Regions from separate parts of the Homo sapiens genome. Here region 2 is linked to region 1. Evidence: read pairs that join two places in POLR2A ChIA-PET (ENCODE). Cell type or tissue: Panc1. All regions are shown on one strand.

What was found. ChIA-PET counts read pairs that join two places held together with the same protein. Peaks named below come from ENCODE experiments on the same cell type or tissue, not always from the same donor. Only the 100,000 strongest peaks of a DNase experiment are listed, where the experiment ranks them.
Region 2: POLR2A ChIA-PET joins it to region 1 with 10 read pairs; 2 of 35 experiments call an interaction of 5 or more read pairs at or near these places.

What each region holds. Positions count from the first base shown.
Region 1 is chr3:184,095,340-184,103,339 of GRCh38, forward strand. It overlaps HTR3E (5-hydroxytryptamine receptor 3E), which reads left to right and starts at 1,725. Exons shown (of 9, transcript NM_001256613.2): 1 at 1,725-2,257; 2 at 5,146-5,312; 3 at 6,146-6,190. The coding sequence starts at 2,191. It overlaps HTR3E-AS1 (HTR3E antisense RNA 1), which reads right to left. Exons shown (of 3, transcript NR_133658.1): 3 at 1-11. In Panc1, no CTCF peak of the experiment used is centred here; no DNase peak of the experiment used is centred here.
Region 2 is chr3:183,678,973-183,686,972 of GRCh38, forward strand. It overlaps KLHL24 (kelch like family member 24), which reads left to right. Exons shown (of 8, transcript NM_017644.3): 8 at 114-5,547. The coding sequence ends at 314. Among named protein-coding and RNA genes, the nearest start is that of YEATS2, 15 kb to the right of the region's middle. In Panc1, no CTCF peak of the experiment used is centred here; no DNase peak of the experiment used is centred here.

The sequences.
Region 1 (8,000 bases):
AGGCCCTGTCTCTAGAAACAATAAAAAAAAATTAGCCACACATGGTGGCATGCACCTGTAGTCCCAGCTACTTGGGAGGCTGAGGTGGCAGGATTGCTTGAGCCCTGGAGTTCAAGGCTACAGTGAGCTATGATCATACCACTGTACTCCAGCCTGGGAGACAGTGAGACCCTGTCTCTAAAAAAAACAAAACAAAACAAAAAGCAAAACTCAGTGGACAGATTAGACACAGCTGAGGGCCGGGCACGGTGGCTCACGTCTGTAATCCCAGCATGGTGGCTCACAGTTGAGGGCCAGGCATGGTGGGAGACAGTGAAACCCTCTCTCTAAAAAACAAAAAAACAAAAAAACAAAACCAAAACTCAGTGGGCAGATTAGATGGACAGATTAGACACAGTTGAGGGTCAAGCACAGTGGCTCACTCCTGTAATCCCAGCACTTTGGAAGGCCGAGGTGGGCAGATCAGCTGAGGTGAGGAGTTCAAGACCAGCCTGGACAACATGGTGAAACCCTGTCTCTAATAAAAATACAAAAATTAGCTGGGTGTGGTGGCACAAGCCTGTAGTCCCAACTACTCAGGAGGCTGAGACAGGAGAATCGCTCAAATCAAGGAGGTGGAGGCTGTAGTGAGCCAAGATCACGCCACTGCACTCTAGCCTGGGCAACAGAATGAGACTCCATCTCAAAATAAAATAAAATATGGAAGGCATCCATACTTGCATTTTGCATTCTTCGTATGTAATCATATTGTCAAAGACAAATTATGTCATAATCTATTGTAAATAACACTTTTCCCCAGACCTACCATAAAGTTTCTGCAATGTATTGTCTTCCAGTTGCAATAAAAATTACTGAGTTTCATCAAAAATTAATTAATTAATTAATTAAAATAAACACAGTTGAGGAGAGAATTTTTTTCCTGGAAGCTAGATCTGAAGAAATCATTAGGGACAGAGATAAAGAGGTAGAAAATAGGAAAGAGAGGTGTGCTAGGCAGAATAACGGCCCCCAGAATTTGTCCACATCCTAATCTCTGGAACCTTAGGTTATATGGAAAAGGGGAGTTAAGGTTGCAGATGGAATTAAGGTTGTTAATTATCGGACTTTGAGATGGGGAGACTATCCTGGATTATCCAAATGGACACAATGCAATCACAAAGGCTCTTATAAGTGGAAGAAGGAGAGAGAAACAAATAAGAACCAGAGAGATGAGATGCCTTGTGAGAAACATTGGCCTGATGTTGCTGGTTTTGAAGATGGAGAAGTAAAAATAATGAACCAAGAAATACAGGCAGTTTAAAAGCTGGAAAAGGCCGGGTACAATGGCTCATGTCTATAATCCCAGCACTTTGGGAGATCAAGGTTGGAGGATCACTTGAGGCCAGGAGTTGGAGACAAGCCTAGGCAACAAAGCGAGACCTCATTTCTACTAAAAAAAAAAAAAATAGCCAAGCTTGGTGGCTCACACCTGTGAGGTCCCAGCTACTTGGGAGGCTGAGACGGAAAGATCCCTTGAGCCCAGGAGGTCAAGGCTGCAGTGAGTCGCGATTGCGCCACTGCACTCCAGCCTGGTCAACAGAGTGAAACCCTGTCTCAAAAAAAAAAAAATCTGGAAAAGGCAAGGAAATGGATTCTCCTCTAGAGCCTCCAGAGGGAATGCGGTCCTGCTGACACATTCATTTTAGCCCAGTGAGACCCATTTCAAACTTCTGGCCCACAGAACAGTAAAATAACAAATTGTGTTTATTTAAGCCACTGGGTTTGTGATTTGTTACAACAGCAATAAAAGGCATGTAAGATAGAAGGAAACCATTCAACACATGTCTAATAAGAAAAATAGAGGAAGTGAAACATTTATAAATGTCTGAGAATTTTCCAAAATTGAAGAGATGAGTCTTCAGACCAAGGGATCTCACCAAGATCTGCAAGTTGATCACGTATGAACTATCTATAACCATTTACGTTGCAGTGAAATACCTAAGACTAAGATAAAGTCTTAAAAGCAGACTGAACCTTAAGCATAGGCAAGAACAAGACAACCAGAACACTCTTTGAAGGAAGGTTACAAATGTCAGTGGTCAACCAATGCTATTAGTATTCAAAGTCAGACTCTAGGTGTGGCCTGTGCTGCTTTAATCTGGGCATTCCTGGGTCCCAGTACATGTTCAGAGAAGAACTTAGACAAAGAAGATGGAAGGAAGCTGGTTCCACAGGAAAAGATTTTCCTTCTACCTCCTTCTCGGTTTTCTGCTTCAAGGTAAGAAAGGAGCAATGATGGGGGAAGGCGGAAGAAGGAGGACCTCTCTCTAGTAGAACATCTAGGAACTTTTTTCAAATTTCCAACTCCTAGAGATTGTCTAAGATGGATAGAGTTCTTTCATAGCTACATTACTAAGATGCCCACATAGACTTTCCTTTTCTGAAAGACGGAAAATCCCCTTCCAGTTACATGCCAAACAAGAGCACTTTCATTTTCCTTCTCGAAAAATAGAGTTCAACACCAGCAAACTTTATCCTTTCACATATGGATATCCAGTTTTCCCAATACTACTTGAAAAGTCTGTCTTTTCTCCATTGGTACCCTACATGGAAGACAACCATCCACGATCGTCTTCTCTTGTATTTAGCTTCTATATCCATCCATCTTTCTATCCACAGGTGTAATTCTTTCTCTCTACAGGTATGAAACCCAAACCATTGTAGCAAAGTGCCCACCTCCTTTAGCCATAATTTCCCTGTCCATCTGCTGGATCCAAGGGCTCTAGGTTAGGTAAGGTGCCAGAAGGCAGCAGGTCAAGGGTGAAAGTAGAATGTGCTTCTCTTCCAGGGGGTCAGCATGGTAGAGAGACAAGAACATGGGATTTGGAGACAGGTGGACCTGGGTTTGAATCTTGGTGTCTCACGTTGCTAGTTTTATAAACTTGGATGCACTGCTTAACTTATCTGAGCTCTGGTTTCCTCATCTGTAAAACAGAACCTACCTTGCAGGGTTGTGAGGATTCAGTAAGAGAAGGAGGGAAGCACAGTGTCTGGCACTTGGTAAAAGTGCCAATAACTGTCATCTCTCCTCGTTAGATTATTCCATGACTTTGGATAAGGAGGCACAGGAGAGGACTGAACCAGAGGTGACTTTAAAGGCCAGCACAGGGAAGAGACACAAATTGTACACCTGGTCTAGGCAGTGTAAATGGTTATGAAAGCTCCTCTGGGCACTTGCACACAGGGGTTGACAAATGAATATTCACTGTTCTTAGAGTGGTTTAAGAATTTGCTGGAAAGCACTGTGACGTTGGGAATGGATAAGGCTCAATGTCCTTGGCACAGAGGTTATCAACCATCTCTCTCAGTCCAAGTTGTTGCTCCTCCAACACATTTTCATGACTAGAAAATTTAAAAATTTATTAGTTAGAAGAGGGTGGGACGGGTCAGGTGAGGTGGCTCACACCTGTAATCCCAGCACTTGGGACGCTGAGGCAGGCGGATCACCTGAGGTCAAGAGTTCAAGACCAGCCTGGCTAACATGGTGAAACCCCATCTCTACTAAAAATACAAAAACTAGCCTGATGTGGTGGTAGTGCCTGTAATCCCAGTTACTTGGGAGGCTGAGGCAGAAGAATCGGTTGAACCTGGGAGCCAGAGATTGCAGTGAGTCAAGATCGCACCACTGCACTCCAGCCTGGGTGACAGAGTGAGACTCCCTCTAAAAAAAATTTAAAAATTTAAAAAAGAAATTAAAAAAAAATCCCACCCACACTTCTAAAAATAGCTATGTGGCTAGGAATGGTGGCTCACACCTATAATTCCAGAACTTTGGGAGGCCCAGGTGGGAGAATCACTTGAGCCCCGGGGTTTGAGACCAGCCTGGGCAATATAGTGAGATCCCCGTCTCTACAAAAATTTTTTAAAAAAATTAGCCAAGTGTGGTGGGGAACGCCTGTAGTCACAGTTACTTGGGAGGCTGAGGTGGGAAGATCCCCTAAGCCCAGAGGCTGAGGCCAAGTGATTGCGCCACTGCACTCCAGCCTGGGCAGTAGAGTGAGTCGCTGTCTCAAAAAACCCCCAAAAACCCCAAACTAAGAAATATGCACAATTAGGCCGGGCACGGTGGCTCACGCCTGTAATCCCAGCACTTTGGGAGGCCGAGGCGGGTGGATCATGAAGTCAGGAGATTGAGACCATCCTGGCTAACAAGGTGAAACCCCGTCTCTACTAAAAATACAAAAAATTAGCCGGGCGCGGTGGCGGGCGCCTGTAGTCCCAGCTACTCGGGAGGCTGAGGCAGGAGAATGGCGTGAACCCGGGAAGCGGAGCTTGCAGTGAGCCGAGATTGCGCCACTGCAGTCCGCAGTCCGGCCTGGGCGACAGAGCGAGACTCCGTCTCAAAAAAAAAAAAAAAAAAAAGAAAGAAATATGCACAATTATTATATGTCCATTAAAAATAAAATAAAACTTTTTTAAAGCCTCAAACTAGAACGCTGGTGATAGAGTTGGGTAAAGTCAAGTAAGAAGGAAGGTTGGGGCAGTCGGGGTGAAAACAGGTGTGTTCTCTCCGGGGCCCCGGGACTGTAATCCTATCGGATGACTATCAACATTCCAGGCACAGTTTGCATATAGATTTGGGCATGCTTTGCATGGAGACAGAAATATTAGAAAGGAGGCTGGAGCTCTAGCTCAGCTTTGCTACATTAGCTTCCAGAATTTGCATTCCAGCTCACCCCATCCTCCCGGGCCTCGGAAGGAAGAGCCCAGCGTCTGGACCCCTCTCGGTGATCCCCTCCCCATTCTTCATCTCATCCCTGGGGACGTATAGCACAGCAGCAGCAGACAAACCTGGGTTCAGAACAAGTCCGGCTTCTGCCTTTTATTGGCTGTCTGACTGTAGGAAGTTACTTCCTCTTATTGCACCTTAGTTAGCTCGTTTATTACATGAGGGTAAAGCAGTATCTACCTGATAGGGGATTGGGAGGATTAAATGAGGTAATCCATTTTTAAAGGGCTTAGAATATACCTGACACACAGCCAGTGCTCAACAAATGTTAGCTTTCATTTTATCACGGGCGACCCCACGCCCTGCCTTGGGGCCCCTCTCATATAGGGAGCACAGGGTTGCTCTCCTTCATCTCACACATTCGATGTCCACTACAGGAAGGGGCGTTACTTTCACCATCAATTGCTCAGGGTTTGGCCAGCACGGGGCGGATCCCACTGCTCTGAATTCAGTGTTTAATAGAAAGCCCTTCCGTCCGGTCACCAACATCAGCGTCCCCACCCAAGTCAACATCTCCTTCGCGATGTCTGCCATCCTAGATGTGGTGAGTGCTGACCTCTCTAGCCCTCCTTGGTGTCCTTAACCTTTTTCCAGCCCCTGGCAAAGTGGCCCCCCAAAGCCCTTATCCACATTTCTGCTTCCTCCACCACTGCTGGATGGCATTTGCCTGGCATGGGGATCTCAAAGAAGCTCTGTCCAGGGCAGCAGGGTGAGGTATAACAGCACATGGAAGAGAATCTTTTCTTCTCTCTCTGGCTGTATACCAGTGACCAGGTTCTAATCTCAGAGGTTTTGATTGGATGAAACCCAAGCCTCGTTTTTGTTTTGTTTTTGTTTTTGTTTTTGTATTTTTTGAGATGGAGTCTCACTCTGTTGCCCAGGCTGGAGTGCAATGGCACGGTCTTGGCTCACTGCAACCTCCACCTCCTGGGCTCAAGCGATTCTCCTGCCTCAGCCTCCCAAGTAGCTGGGATTTCAGGCATGCGTCACAACACCTGGCTAATTTTTGTACTTTTAGTAGAGACGGAGTTTCACCATGTTGGCCAAGCTGGTCTCAAACTCCTGACCTCAAGTGATCTGCCTGTCTCGGCCTCCCAGGCATTACAGGCATGAGCCACCGCGCCCGGCCACATCGATATTTTTAAGCTTCTCGAGTTATTCTCATATACAGCGAGGGTTGAGAAGGACTACTTTACTCCCGCCCTGCTGTGAACTCTCCTGTCCGTAGCCTAACACATGGGTTTGGATAGAGCTTTTGTTCTGGATCACATATCCCCTTTATATACCTTGGGAGTTGGTAAACAAGCATGGGAAGTGGGGGAGATGGAACAGACTTCTTACTGGCAACATGATGGAAATAGGAAATTCTTTTGGCAGAATGAACAGCTGCACCTCTTGTCATCATTCCTGTGGCTGGAAATGGTATGGACAACACTTTATTCTCTCCCTACAGTTACAGTCAAAAAGGATTTTAAACGAAGATATAATAATTATGAATTTTTATGTCCCTAACATTGGTTTGAAACACATGAAGGAGAAATTGAAAAATCGACCATAATGGTGAGGGGCTTTAATACACTGCTTTCAAAATCAAGGAGAGGCTGGGCACGGGTGGCTCACGCCTGTAATCCCAATACTTTGGGAGGCCGAGGTGGGCAGATCACTTGAGATCAGGGGTTTGAGACCAACCTGGCCAACATGGTGAAACCCCATCTCTACTGAAAATACAAAAATTAGCTGGGCATGGTGGCGGGCGCCTGTAATCCCAGCTACTTGGAAGGCTGAAGCAGGAAAATCACTTGAACCTGGGAAGCAGAGGTTGCAGTGAGCCGAGATTGCGCCACTGCGCTCCAGGCTGAGCAACAGAGTGAGACTCTATCTCAAAAACAAAACAAAACAAAACAAAAATCTAGTAGAAAAGGAGTAAATATATAGTGATTTTCACAGCACAATTAAGAAGCTTAGTCTAATAAACATGTCAAACTTTGTATCAATGACCATACATAATTTTTTGTCACACACATAGAGTATTCTCAAAAACTGACCACATTTTTAACCACAAAAAGGTATGAACGCCAGGCAGAGTGGCGCATGCCTGTAATCCCAGCACTTTGGGAGGCCAAGGTGGGTGGATTGCTTGAGCCCAGGAGTTTGAGGCCAGCCTGGGCAACACGGCAAAACCTCGTCTCTACAAAAAAATACAAAAATTAGCTTGGTATGGTGTTTCACGTCTGTAGTCCCAGCTACTGGGGAGCCTGAGATGGGAGGATCACTTGAGCCTGGGAGGTCAAGGCTGCAGTCAGCCATAATTGTGCCACTGCACTGTAGCCTGGGCAACAGAGTGAGACCCTATCACACACCGGGGCCTGTTGTGGGGTGGGGGGAGGGGGGAGGGATGGCATTAGGAGATATACCTAATGTTAAATGATGAGTTAATGGGTGCAGCACACCAATATGGCACATGTATACATATGTAACTAACCTGCATGTTGTGCACATGTACCCTAAAACTTAAAGTATATAAAAAAAAAAAAAAGCTGGGCACAGTGGCTCACACCTGTAATCCCAGCACTTTGGGAGGCCGAGGCCGGTGGATCGCCTGAACTCAGGAGTTCAAGACCACCCTGGGCAACATGGTGAAACACCGTCTCTACTAAAATACAAAAAATTAGCCAGGCATGGTGACATGTGCCAGTAGTCCCAGCTACTCGGGAGGCTGAGGCACAAGAATCGCTTGAGCCAGGGAGACAGAGGTTGCAGTTGGCCGAGATCACACCACTGCACTCCAGCTTAGGCTACAGAGTGAGACTGCATCTCAAAAAAAAAAAAGAAAAGAAAACCTTGTTTCTTGGGAATTTAAAATTAAACTTCTAAATATTTGAGGCAAAGGAGAAAATAAAGCAATTAAGTAGAAATTACGAAGTAATTAGAAATGAAAATTATACATATGAAAATCTATGGAATGTAGTCAAAGCATAACCCAGTGGAAAATTTATATCTTAATTGCATTGATAAGAAAACAAGGTGTGTGGGAGGATGGGGGGAAATAAAAGCAAATGAATTGAGTTTCCAACTTGAAAAGCCTGCTTGATGGCTGGGCTTGGTGGTTCACACCTATAATCCCAGCTCTTTGGGAGGCCTAGGCAGGTGGATCACTTGAGGTCAGGAGTTCGAGACCAGCCTGGCCAACATGATGAAACTCCATCTCTACCAAAAATATAAAAAAATCAGC
Region 2 (8,000 bases), 420 kb before region 1:
TATCATGTCTCCCTTTTTTTTGACTGTGCTAAAGCATTATTTTGCTTTTCTGTTTGTTACCAAATCCTTTATCTTCAATGGTTAATTTTTTGTTTATATATTTGGTTAAACAGGAAAACTGTGGTATGTCTGTGTGTAATGGTAAAATATATATCCTGGGCGGAAGACGGGAAAATGGAGAAGCCACAGACACTATTCTCTGTTATGATCCTGCAACAAGTATCATCACAGGGGTAGCTGCAATGCCCAGGCCAGTGTCCTATCATGGCTGTGTGACTATTCATAGATACAATGAGAAATGCTTTAAACTCTGAAGACAGGATACCTCACCGAAGAAGCCACACTGATCCAAGATGGGAGGTTTTAAAAACTCTACAGTGGGAACTTCACATATCTCCTTTGTGCCATATGCAAAAAATAGTAAAAATAATAATTTGGTGCCTTTCTCCTCAAAATATCAATCTTTCAAACTATAATAAAGCCTTTCCTATAATTGAAAAAAAAAACTTTTTTGTTAAAGGTAATGGTGGTTGTTACTTGGCCTTTGAAGAGTGTACCTTTGTAAGTATTTGTAAGAAGTCTATGTGAATTAGGAAATGTCTGTCTGCATACCTTTTAGGAGCGTGTGAATGGTGTCTTCACTTATTATGTATGTTTATCTGTATGTATATTCCTTATTTTGTCATATATGTAGAGAAAATTGCATGACTTGAGGCATCATTTAGGTTGAAGAAGTTAATGCTTAGGATGCATTCTAGGAGAAAAAATCAGTTTTAAAAACCTTTGTTGTTAACAAAGTATATCCAGATTGGTTAATTTTATTGAAGGGTTTTTTTCTGTAATTGATAAAAATGTAATGACAACAATTCAGGCATCATAAAATACTGAACTATTGTGACTTTATTCTTAGAATTGCTGTCTTACATTAAACATGTTTTTAGGGGGAAGTTAGGTAGGAGATAGAAAAATAAGTGCCCCTACAAGGGGGATTAAAATTACAAGTTAATTCCTAAGAGAAAAATGGAATGGCCTTTGAAGGAAAAATGACCCACTATGGCTCTCAAAGTTTTTATGCATCATCTCTTCAATCCTCTAAGAAAGCCTCTTTTCTTAACTTGATAAAGCAGTGGAAACCCATTTTGCAATATTGTTTTGTGAAAAACAGGGACAGACAGCCAGGTACAGAGACTCACACCTGTACTCCCAACTACTCAGCAGGCTGGGGCAGGAGGATTGCTTGAGCCCAGGAGTCTGAGGCTACAGTGAGCTATGAACGCACACGGCACCCTAGCCTGGGCAACAGGTTGCGACACTGTCTCAAGAGAAAAGAAAAAGAAAAATAGGGATAGGTTTTCCTTCCTAGCCCAGTAGAGTTTGACCTCATTAGTATGGTGCTTTGGGTGAGGACCTCTTCCTTGATTATCCCACTTTCTAGTGAACAGCTAAAATTCCTGAGAGTCTCTACTGTTAAGGTACCTTTAATAGGATAAAGCAGGGACCACCTATCTCAGTGGGTCCATTTTTCTTTTAAAATTAGTTATCTGAAAAAACTTAGCAGTAGTTCCCATCTTTAAGGTAAGTCTTTCATTTGGTCCCCATTGTGTAAAATACTAATCAACATTTTCAAGCTTCTGTACAACAGACTGCTTTTGTCTAGATTTCTCAACTCCACTTTATAAAGCTTATCAGTTTTCAGAGAGGAATGTGAATTTTTTTTCTAATGCAAATAAATGGATATGGCAGGAACTACAGCATAAGTGATTATTGTGATTCTGGGTGGACGGATATAATTTACAACATTTAGGGATGTTCTAGGTAGCCTGCTGTAGTTTGACTTCCAGTCACTGTTGTCTTTCACATTATAATTTGTATATTTCTTGTGATAGAAGGGATGATGCAAATATGTAATTAAAGTGTCACCAGATTTCTGTTAAAACCAAGGTTGAAATAAAAAGCCTAACATTGGTAAGCTACATTGTTTTCTCATTTTAGAATGATTCAGAGATTTCAGATAGACATTTTTTAAACTTTAATGCTTAGCTAGAATCTACATTCTGAGGAAAACTCTAAAAAACTTAAAAATTTTTAGGGAATTTTTATTTTTCAAATCATAATTTTAAAATGATAGATACCATTTTGTGATAACAACAATTCAGAAAACAATTTTCTATCCTCTTAGTTGAAAGAATGTAGGTACAGTTTGGATACTTGTACTTTAATTTTAGAGTAAACATCTGCATTATACTCTTATAGATAATAGAATTATTTAGTTAAGAAATTCTTTACAGTAAATGAGATAATGTGTGAAAAAGTATTTTGTAAATGCTGAGGATTCTACAAATGATAGTTGTTATTTTCATGTGTATTTGTAAGATCATGTCCATTTCATGAATATAGGACTTCACATAAAAAAAGACTTTCTCAAGACAACTTTATATTCTAGTATTTTTCTGTTGTAAAAAGTATTAACTATTTACTTTTATTTTGTTATACATTTATTTTAATATCCATGTGTTTATTATAGTAAATTTGAAATGAAATCCTGAAAAACAGAATTTTTTTAAACACAGACCTCACACCAATATTAATTTTTTCTCTACATAATTTAAAACTACATAAATTAAGTACTTAAAATTTATATTGAAGGCCACCAAGAACTTAGGTTGAATCTTAGAAAATTTAAATAACTATTTTTAAAGTTACCCAACTTAATATTTTAATTTTTTAATATTTATCTTCCTTTACTAATTCTTGATAAATAATAGCATTAGACTTGATAAAATAAAAAAGAATTTTAGAGTAGAATTAATATATCAAAAGGGGTATATCAACCAAATTGGTGTCAGATTGTATTCATTCTCTCATCACATAAAGATTTTTCTTTTGATAGGTGATGCTCATATGAACCTTTGGTTTAGAATCTATATATGTACATGTGTATGTATGTAGATAGTATGGTTGTATACACACATATATACCAAACACCATGAATTTTAGCAGTCTGTGATGATCAGCAAAAAAGCACATAAAGTAAAAATTAGTTGACCATGCTAAATTCAATTCTGGAATTTTTTTTTATTTGGGCATTTCTAGAACTTTTTACATTTGAAAGTACATGATGAGTATTAGTAACGATGACTTATGTATAATCAGAATCTTTATGACAATTTAGTTTTACAAGGTCAGAAGAGATGAGTTTGCTAAACCCAGCTGTGATACCTCAGTTGGAAAGGGAATTCAAAGGTATGCTTTGTAGAACAGAAAAGTATAGTTTTTTTTTCATGAACTTTAATCATTTTCTGTTTTTCCTCTATGTGAGTCAGCTACAAAAGTGGTCTAATTTTTACAACAGTAGAACTTCCTCCTTTTCTACTGTAATCTTCCCACTGACTTTACTGCACAGGTATGAAATACTAGTGTATTGGATCTTCAGTAACCTTTTTATTTCCTAGATGATTGAAATATAGGTATTTACTCCATTTAAACCAGGTGATAAGATGATGTAAATACTCAGGGAGGGTATTAACTTGTTACTTTTGCTCGTTTGGGGTGTAAAGTGCCATGACTGAATAATCTTCAATTCATGATTCTAGAGTAAGTTTAATTTGGAAAAAGGGGCTTCACACATGGTGGTGGTTGAACATTGATTCTTTTATACTTAAAAAGATGAAAATGTTTTGTGGACTGATACATTTTATCTTACTGAATATGAATTGTTTATGTATCTCTACTGTCAAATAGCCTTTTTGAAACTCAGGAAAGACAAAGGTTCAATTACACCACTTTTGTCAATAAGCAAACCAGGTATTTTTTTTTTCTCCTGTTGTCTGGATATGGCAATAGATTTTTTAAATTGCTGTGAGAACCCATATATGAAAAGAGAGGAGTTGAATTGTGTGTGCCTTTTATGTCTTGAGATTTATATGTGGAAAAGACGACATCTACTTCAAACTGTATTTTTTTCGTTTTTTTTTTTTTTTGGGGAAGGGGGGAGAACGGGGTCTTGCTCTGTCGCCCAGGCTGGAGTGCAGTGGCGCGATCTCAGCTGACTGCAACCTCCACCTCCCGGGTTCAAGGGATTCTGCCTCAGCCTCCCGAGTAGCTGAGACCACAGGTGCGTGCCACCACACCCGGCTAATTTTTTTGTATTTTTAGTAGAGACGGGGTTTAGTAGAGACGGATCACTCCTGACCACGTGATCCGCCCACCTCGGCCTCCCAAAGTGCTGGGATTACAGGCGTGAGCCACCACCCCCGGCCTGTATTTTCAGAGAGGAGAGCTTGGTGTTTTTGTGGTGCCAAGTGGTAAGATAATGTCTCTTTGAGGCTTCCTATGGACTGCCTTTATTTTAGTAAACTCAAGACACCAGTTAACCTCAACAGAGTTTTGGCCTTATTAGAATTTGTTGTGCATCTTATTGAAAGCCAGGTTTACATCACCTCACCCCATTATTCTTTTTAGTTAAATAAATTTACCATGCCAAGTAACCAGAATGGAGCAAATTGGTTGATCTTTAAGGCAGTAGGTTTGACTAGCTAGCTATCATTATTGTCACATCTAATGCTAGGCACCAGAAACCATTTGAGCCAGGAGTGTGAATGAATAATTCCAGAGACACTTTAGACATTTTTTAATGTTTTATATGAACATTTTACATTTGTGTGATTGCCTTAGATATTAAATTTTCCTAGTGCTGATAAAAACAGCAACATTCATAACTTATTTTATATATTGTTCCAAAGAAAAGAATTTGTTTTAATGGTTTCAAAATAACTGCACCTGAATTTGTTTATGTGCCTTAAGTTCTCTAGTGCTATTTCAACTTTTTTTTCAATCTAAATGAAGCTTACCTTAGATAAGGTTCATATTTGTTTCCTATAGAGTAAATAAACTTCCCCTTCTTAAATTGTGTAATAAGCACCAACGTGTGGTTGCTTGGCAGAATGAGAATGTTAAGGGAGATTGTTGGATGTTTGGAGTTTCATTATATTTTTTGTTTTTATTTTTTGATACCTAGGTGCTTTTTAAAATATTCAGACAAATATCTATCTTACATTGATTAAACCCGTGTAAATTCATTTGCAGTATCTACATCGAATGTCAAAAAAGTATACTTATTTTTGTTCCATACTTATGTACAATTTTTTCCCTCTTCAGGCTTTTTCATTTACCTTTTTGAAAAAGCACTTACTCTCCCCTTCCCTATCACCCCTCCCCCAAGGTTTCTTTATTTAAATTTTTATTGAGAGTTGTTGGAGCTCTAAGACAATACAAATTTAGAGTTGAACAAAAGTATAATCTGCTTTACAACTAGTATAGACCTAAGGTCATTTGCTTTCAATTAGAGGCTCCAGAGTCTTCATAGTGGAAAGAATGCTTTGTATTTAATTGTTCTTAGTTAAGTTGTAGCACGTGAATACTTACTTACATGTTTTGTTTAAATATACTTCTTGCATAGTTTAATTTTTTAAAAGTTGTATCTAATAAAATGTCTTTTAACCATTATTACTTGACTATATGGTTGTATTAAATTTTGTTTACGAAAAATTTGTTGTTCTGTTTTATTTTAAGTATATTTAAGGGGTTGTGCAAAAAAGAGATGGGGAAAATACTGGATATATTAATATATGTGTGTATTTACTGGTATGTCCATAAAATAACTGGAAGGATAAATAAGAAACTGAAAATATTAGTGTGTAAGAGGAAAGGAAATGGTGGCTGAAGGACAAGTAAAAATGAAACTTTACTGCATACGTATATGTGTGTAATTATAAATACATATAAAATCAATTTTTTAGTCTGAAACACACGAAAGTATTCCCTATTCAAAAAAAAAAATTTTTTTTTTCTTTTTTTGAGACGGAGTCTCACTCTGTCACCCAGGCTGGAGAGCAGTGGTGCAGTCTTGGCTTACTGCAACCTCTGCCTCCTGGGTTCAAGCGATTCTCGTGCTTCAGCCTCCTGAGTACCTGGGACTACAGGTGCATGCCACCACGCCCGGCTAATTTTTCTTTTTATATTTTTAGTAGAGACAGGGTTTCACCGTGTTAGCCAGGATGGTCTCGCTCTCCTGACCTCGTGATCCTCCCGCCTCAGCCTCCCAAAGTGCTGGGATTACAGGTGTGAGCCACTGCACCCAGCCTCTTCTATTATACTTTAAATTTTCTGTTTAAAAAAAAATGACCTGGCTGGGCACAGTGGCTCACGCCTGTATTCCCAGCACTTTGGGAGGCCAAGGCGGGAGGATCACGAGGTCAAGGGATTGAGAACATCCTGGCCAACATGGTGAAACCCCATCTCTACTAAAAATACAAAAATTAGCTAGGCATGGTGGTGTGTGCCTGCAGTCCCAGCTACTTGGGGAGGCTGAGGCAGGAGAATCGCTTGAACCCAGGAGGCGGAGGTTGCAGTGAGCCAAGATCGAGCCACTGCACTCCAGCCTGGGCGACAGAGCGAGACTCCGTCTCAAAAAAAAAAAATAAATAAAATAACCTGCTGTCTTAATGGAATGTGGAGGGAAATGGACTATACCTGCCTTCTGCTTCTCTGCTATTTATTAACTGATAATGGAGACAGAAGGGATAGTTTCCTCCTAATTATGTTAGGATATATTTTTTTTTTTCGAGACAGGATCTCACTGTGTCACCCAGATTGAACTGCAGTGGCACAATCATGGCTCATGGCAGCCTCAATTTCCTGGACTCAGGTGATTCTCCTACCTTAGCATCCCTAGTAGCTATAGGACTACAGATTCATGCCACCACGCCTAGCTAATTTTTAAATTTTTTGTAGATACAGGGGGTCTTGCTGTGTTGCCCAGGCTGCTCTCAAACTCCTGACTTCAAGTGATCCTTCTGCCTTGGCCTCCCAAAGTGCTGGGATTACAGGCATGAGCCACAATGCCCAGCTCACATAAATCTCCTATACAAAATATAGATATCAACATTGTACAAGGAGTATAAATTAAGAGTCAGAAAAATCATATGAGCCTTCCCAGCTATCAGATTATCATATCAATCAATATTAAGATTTTTTCCTTTAAAACAGACTGCCTGCATTTTGGGTCACAAAAACTCAGACTCATTCAATATACAAACTCTGGCTACCCAAATACTCTACATGGTCTTATCTATAGCAAATAGAATACAAAGCAGCAAGGAAAATTCCCTGATAGTTTCTTCTCTTTTTGTTTTTGTTTTTGTTTTTTTTATAATGAGAACAGTTCTTTAGGCACATTTATGATGTAGGGTCCAAGGGAAAACAAAAGGGAGATTAATAGGAGAAAAGGCATACACGTTTATTAATGTGCACAGGGAAGAATCACAACATAATTACCCCACTATGCAATGGGGTAGAGAATGTCATATACCCTTCTTGGGGGAAAGGGAGATAGGAAGTGTGGGTGATTTCAGGGAGGTAGTAAATGATTTTTTTTTTTTTTTGGGACGGAGTCTCTTTCTGTCACCCAGGCTGGAGTGCAGTGGCACGATCTTGGCTCACTGCAACCTCAGCCTCCTGGGTTCAAGCGATTCTTCTGTCTCAGCCTCCCAAGTAGCTGGGATTACAGGCATGCACCACCATGCCTGGCTAATTTTTGTAGAGATAGGGTTTTAGTAGAGATGGGGTTTCACCATATTTGCCAGGCTGGTCTCGAACTCCTGACCTCGTGATCCACCTGCCTTGGCCTCCCAAAGTGCTGGGATTACAGGTGTGAGCAGTAAATGATTTTTAAGGGAATTCAATGGGTCTGTAGAACTTTGAATGGCCTGGGACAAAAGTCTGTTGGGCCTGCCGAGTAGACAATGGTTTGTGACAAAAGTCTGTTCAGTGCGTTAACAGACTTCAGTCTTTCTTCCTGCAATATGAGTTCACTTAACGAAAACTCGGGGAAGGGACGAGCAGTAATTGTTTTCATCTTTGGTGGGTCGAGACTTTAGGTAGATAAGGGAACTTCGGAGAACAACTTCATCTTGTGCTTTGGGAGAGACAAAGGATTGAGA